Regions from separate parts of the Homo sapiens genome. Here region 2 is linked to region 1. The links are chromatin loops, found by intact Hi-C in ENCODE. Cell type or tissue: mammary epithelial cell. All regions are shown on one strand. Links, peaks and the distances in the headings refer to the core of each region. The heading gives the core; the rest is flanking DNA.

Region 1 (2,906 bases), core at 263-2,762:
GTAGATTTGCTGAATCTGAGGATTCTTTCCCTTTCTGCACTTTCAGGCTGAGATCTCTGAGCTCTGAGAAAAGCCACTTGGAACCTCGCCAGTGGCCTCCACCCTTTTTCAGAGGAGAGCAAACACTGGCGCAGCCTGCACTTGTCCCTCCTTGTCAGGGATTTCTTTGCCCTGGCTTAAAGAACACCCCAGCCTGCACTAATGGGCCTAGGGCGATGCCCACACTTGCAGGGACCCACCACACACCGCCTGTCCTCCTCCTCCAGGCTGCCCCGCAGCCCTTCAGCCATGCAGGATGCTTTCCTGCCTCCACACCTCCACCTAGGCTGTTCCCTCTGTCAAATGCCCTTCCCACACGACTTCCCCCTAAGAAATCCTAATTGTCCCTTAACACTCAGCTCAAAAGTCATTTCCTCCAACGCACCTGGGACAGAAGAGACCACACTCTGCCCACGTTCCCCAGAAACTCCAGAGGGAGCAGGACACGCTTACCCCTGTGAGTCTGAGAGGCGGGGTTGGGTGTTCATCTGTGTGCACTTGGTCCCTGAACACGGCAGGTGCTCCATAAATGTCAGGCCCACTCCCCTAGACATCAAGAGGGCTGCATCCTCCAACAAAGCCCCTCTCAGTGACAAGCGTATCTCAGAGCCCCCACAGTCTCTGACCATAGCAACAGGACCAACATCCCAGTCGAAGCAGGGGTGTCCCAGGCAGCAGGCCAGGACCACGCCGCATGTTCACAGGCTCAGTTATAGCCGTCGACCACGCCACGGCGCCCAACCACGCCACGGAGCCCGACCACGCCTCGACCATGCCACGGCGCCTGAACTTTTATCTCCATTTCTCAGGTGAGGACCTGAGGCTCGGGTGGCCCCGTCACTTTCCTAGGGGCATTGGGCAAGAGGCAGGGACTGTGCACAGCCCAGAGCTGCCGTCTCCGTCTCTCAGAAAAGCAGCCCTGAGTCTCAGCCCTGCCATCCTTTCCCACAGGATTTCCAGGCAGGGCTCAAAGAAGTCCCTTCCTCACTCTAAGACGGGTCCTCAAAGCTCGGATGCAGGACCTGAATAGAGGCCTGCGCTCATTGATTTGATTTGATTTTTCCTTCTAGATAACTGGCTCAAATACCTATTGTTTTCCCTTGATCTTAAGGCAGCATTTTCAGGACAAGCAGGAGAGTCTCTACTTGCCTTCACCTCGGGCCATAAACCAGGGGACAGCACCACCTCCTGGCCGGCAGAGATGTGGCGCCCGCTTGGTGTCCGGCTTGCAGAACCCAGCAGCCGCCTCGGACGTCCTGAGCTGCCAGCCTCTCCAGTCCCAGTTAGCAGAGGAAGTCAATAGGGCACGAGTACCTCGTGCTCGTAAGGAAAGCAGGGTGGGCTGGCCTCACTGGGCTCGGGCAGCAGTGCGAGAGTGCAGGTGCTGCACCGTCAAAGGACAGGCACCACCAGCCTGGCCCATGAGCCAGAGGATGCGGGCTTCCTGCAGCTGGGAGCAAGGAGCACCTTGGAGAGGAGCCCAGGGGAGCTCCAGGAGGAGGATGACCGAGCCAAGGGAGCCCCGTCCATAAGCAAGATTGGGGGGCCACAGGGGAAGAAATTAGAGGTGCAGGGCAGACAAAATCAGAAGCCACAGTCGCTCAGTGCCCTGGGTATGACCTGGCACCGGGACACACCTAGCCAATACGTCCTAAAGAGAAACAGGAGGAGTTGTCAGCAAGGAGGCGTGTGTGCCGGCCGCGCGTGACAGTGTGTGTGTGCTGGGGAAAGACACGGATGAGGTAGGCAGGGGCTGCTGCCCGGAGCTTCCACGGGGTGGGAGAGAGAGCAGGAAGGACACGCAGAAGCACACAGATGATGGGGATGCATCATTTGTTCAATTAAATTTCCAAGCAAATCTCTCCCTGGCACTTCCGATAAATACTGCTGAAGGGCAAGCTAGCGTCCCCCGGAGGTAGAGGTCACTTGAACCTTTCATTCATTCACTAACCTGCTCACTCATTCATTCAGTAAATGTGAACTGCACTTCTGTGCCAGGCCAGGTGTTGCAGTAAGCACTTTATCCGCATCATTGTGTCATTAGATTTGTTTTTTTTTTAGGAGTCTTGCTCTGTCACCCAGGCTGCAGTGCAATGGTGCAATCTCAGCTCACTGCAACCTCCACCTCCTGCGTTCAAGCAATTTTCCTGTCTCAGCCTCCCGAGCAGCTGGGATTACAGGTGCACACCACCACACCTGGCTAATTTTTGTATTTTTAGTAGAGATGGGGTTTCACCATATTGGTCAGGCTGCTCTCGAACTCCTGACCTCAGATGATCCATCCGCCTCAGCCTCCCAAAGTACTGGGATTACAGGCGTGAGCCACCATGCCCAGCCTGTGTTATTAGATCTTCAGCATAACCGCCATGCAATAGGAATGAGATATGAAAAATTGTGTCCCAGATAAGTTAGTTAACTTATCCAAAGTTACACAGCTTCTGAGTAGCAGAGCTGGAATTTGAGCCAAGGTTCAGCCCCAAAGCCAAGATATTAATTGTGCTAAGTTCCATGGTGGCCCTTCACGCAGAAGGTATTTACTGAGCTCCTGTCATGGGGCAGGCAGTTGAGCCAGGCTCAGGGGCTACACCAGGGACCAGAACAGAGCTGCACCTGCTCACACCAAGCAGATGGGCAGAGGTAAGTCGTGGATGCACAAACCAGCAAGAGAAGAGGCACCAAGCAGAGCTGCCTCCACCCCGGCTCGCATCTCACGGCTCTGAGCCTCAGTTTTCTCATCTGGAAAACAGGGATAAAAATAAGCTGGTGTGAAAATTTAAAAAAATCTGATACCCAAGACATAACACCCCTGGTGCCCCTAAATACTTCAATGTGTATTTCCTGAAAGCAAAGACATTCTCTTTCTCAAG
Region 2 (2,906 bases), core at 321-2,820, 400 kb before region 1:
CCACACATGTCTGCTCCGGGCTTGGTTTTGGCCGGGAGTGGGGACAATCAAGGTCAGCTGGTGTCTGAGATTGAGGGAGCACTTCGGTGTGGCCTGGTGTGGCACTCAGGGCCTGCTACCCCTGAGTGTGTGGCCTCAGGCAAGTGGCTTGCCCTCTCTGGGCCTTAGATTTCCTGTTATAAAGTGAGAGATTTGGATAAGCTTGGGAGCTCAGAAACCACTTAGCCATAGACCCCTGCTCACCGAGTACCATCAGAAGCCCATCCTCACACATTGTCAGTGGGTGTCAGCATGGGTCTTCAGGAAGGAATGCCACGATGGAGTCAGGAATGTGAGCTATGTATTAGGGAGGTGGTGCTAGTGCACTGCAGAAAATGGAAGGGGAGCTGGAGGGCGCGGGCGAGCCTTCAGATTGCAATGCTGGTCCGACACCCGTGAGAGGAGAGGGGAAGGAAGGAGCATGCAGTAGCAAGAGCCTCAGCCTGCAGTGCATCTCAGAGGATGTCTCAGCCATGCTGACCGAGAGCCCCAGACTGAAGGTGCCCCATAGAGGATGCCCCTGCTAGGCAGAAATGGAGGGGCCCTGTGCTTCTGCCATGCTTGACCATTAGCTGCCCTGGAGACATGGGGCCTTGGCTGGAGAGCAGAGGTAGAGCCAGAGGGCACTGGAAGCTGGAGGCACCAGCCACCCTCACCCCACAGCAGGGTTTCTCCTGACATGAGGGACATCTGAGCCATGTACCCCATGGGCTCTTGCCACAAGAATGTCAAATCGGTCAACTTCTTTCAAAAGTGTTTGGACAGTATTTGCCAAAAACTTAAAAACAGAAGATTCTGCCAAATAAATTCCACTTCTAGGGATTTATCCAATGGATCAATTCATGCCTCTGTACAAAGAGATAAACATTTTGTTACACCCTTGTTTGTAGTAACAAAAGATTGGAAACAACCAAAATGCCCAGTATTAGAAGACAGATTAAATAAGTCATGGTATGTCCACATACTGGAATACCACGTCCCCACACTGGGGTACCATGTCCACACACTGGAGTACCATGTCCACACACTGGAGTACTACGTCCTATGCTGCCATGGTAAATAAAAAGGATGAGGCACCACCAAGCATACGGACAGGAATGAATTCCAGGTGAATTGCTGAGGAAAAGGGCAAAGCATTGGAGGCATCAATAGCAGGCTACCACTGAGTAAGGAAAGTGTGTCTTTTCTTTGCATCTGCTCAGATACAGAAAGAAAACATCAGAAGGACCCCTGAGACACTCACTCAGTGCTCTGGGGAGGGACTGGGAACTGGACTCCAGGGAAGAATTACTTTCCATTCATTGCCCTTCTGCTCCATTGACACTGCTGTTATGTTTAACACACCTGTAGCTTGTTTTTTAAAATCCTCATGCAGATGCTCAGCCTTTAAATCAACATCTGAATCTGATACCTTGGTGCCCCCTTATAGTAATTGTTGGTGCCCCCTCTTCATCCCCTGATGTGCCTCACAAAAGACCATTTACTGTGAATCCCTGTGGCTCTAACAGAATCAGCCCACTGCCAGTAGCAGACAGAGGATTTGATGTATAAATATCCCAGCTCCCTCACTCATTCACTGAGATAACTGAGGCCAGCTCTACGCTGACCCCCAGAGGTCCACAGTGGTACTGAACCCCAGGTGCCCGGGGCAGTGGCTGCCTATGAACTAAAGCTCTGCTGCTGTTCCCCTTCCCTGTCCTGCCTCCCCACTCCCTTGGGGGTTTCCTTGGGTCACCTCCCAAATAAACAGCTTGCCCATGACTCCTTGTCTCTGGGTATGCTTCTGAGGAGCCCAAACTAAGACCCAACAGAGGCCACCAAACTCCCAGGAATTCTGCGATAGCACAAAGCCCAGCCTGAAGAACACTGGGCTGGAAATTGATTTCCTCTAAGGCCTTTTCCAGTTCCGACCTCCCGTGCCACCAGGCAGATTGTCTCTTTTCTGGATAGTTTCTAACTAACACCAGGATTATGGTTAAGTGCAAAGAGAAGTGTATGAGACACAGATGAGTCTCTTACATAAAATAAATGAAGTAGAAGGACTTCCAGGGCCCAGCGGCCCCAAGTAAGCCTGTTCTCTGGAGAACTGGACGTAGAAAGGGGGGGTCCCCACATTATTGGAACCCTGAGCCCTGCAGGTGCTGCTTGGTCAGCAGCCAGGCTTAGGAGCGGGAGGCGGCAGAGTCCTATGCGTGTTGAAAAGTAAAGGTGCCAACAATATTCAGACCCATAGAAGATTCCTCCTCTCTGTTGTGGGGTAAATTATGTCCCCTCAAAAAGATATGATGGTATCCTGACTCTGGATCCTCAGAATGTGACCTAATTTGACAACAGTCTTTGCAGAGGTGATCAAGTTAAAATGAGATCAGCAGAGTGGCCCTATTTAATATGGGGCCCTTTTGACTTAATCGGATCAGCATCTTCCTAGCTGTGTGCTTAGGCAGAGGCAGGACTTGAAGAGATACACAGAAATAATCTCCACCCCGCTCTCCTTTCTACCTTACCCCATCCCTATCTCTCCCTTTCTGTTTCTCTTCCTCCCTACCACCCATTCCCACTCCCACCCCACCCCAATTGTATACCATGAGGATTTGAGGAGTAGAATTGCTGGAACCCTAAGACAAGAGTCTGGAACTATGGGACACCCAGCAGAGGCTGAGGAAGAAGCCCATGCCCTGGAAGGCAGAGTGAGGAGACTCAGCAATGATGTTTTGTGGCTTCTTAGAACCCCTGGATCAAGTCTTGCCTGAAGTCAGCACCTCCAAACTGTCCAGTTAGATAAGGTAATAATTTATTTTACTTCAGAAACCAATTCAGGGCTTGTTTTCTATCATCTGAAACTGAATGACTCCCAAGTGAAATAACAT

Evidence for each region. A loop is a pair of places that touch in the nucleus more often than their neighbours do. Peaks named below come from ENCODE experiments on the same cell type or tissue, not always from the same donor. Only the 100,000 strongest peaks of a DNase experiment are listed, where the experiment ranks them.
Region 2: it touches region 1 in a loop (4-fold over the local background); 2 of 110 quality-filtered maps call a loop at or near these places.

What each region holds. Positions count from the first base shown.
Region 1 is chr16:87,277,577-87,280,482 of GRCh38, forward strand. All of the region lies in intron 3 of LOC101928682 (a long non-coding RNA gene), which reads right to left. Among named protein-coding and RNA genes, the nearest start is that of C16orf95, 38 kb to the right of the region's middle. RefSeq lists an enhancer at 1,467-1,972. In mammary epithelial cell, for the core only: a CTCF peak has its summit at 1,226 (motif pointing left); a DNase peak (open chromatin) is centred at 1,225.
Region 2 is chr16:86,872,677-86,875,582 of GRCh38, forward strand. No RefSeq gene overlaps it. Among named protein-coding and RNA genes, the nearest start is that of LINC02188, 150 kb to the left of the region's middle. In mammary epithelial cell, for the core only: a CTCF peak has its summit at 1,655; no DNase peak of the experiment used is centred there.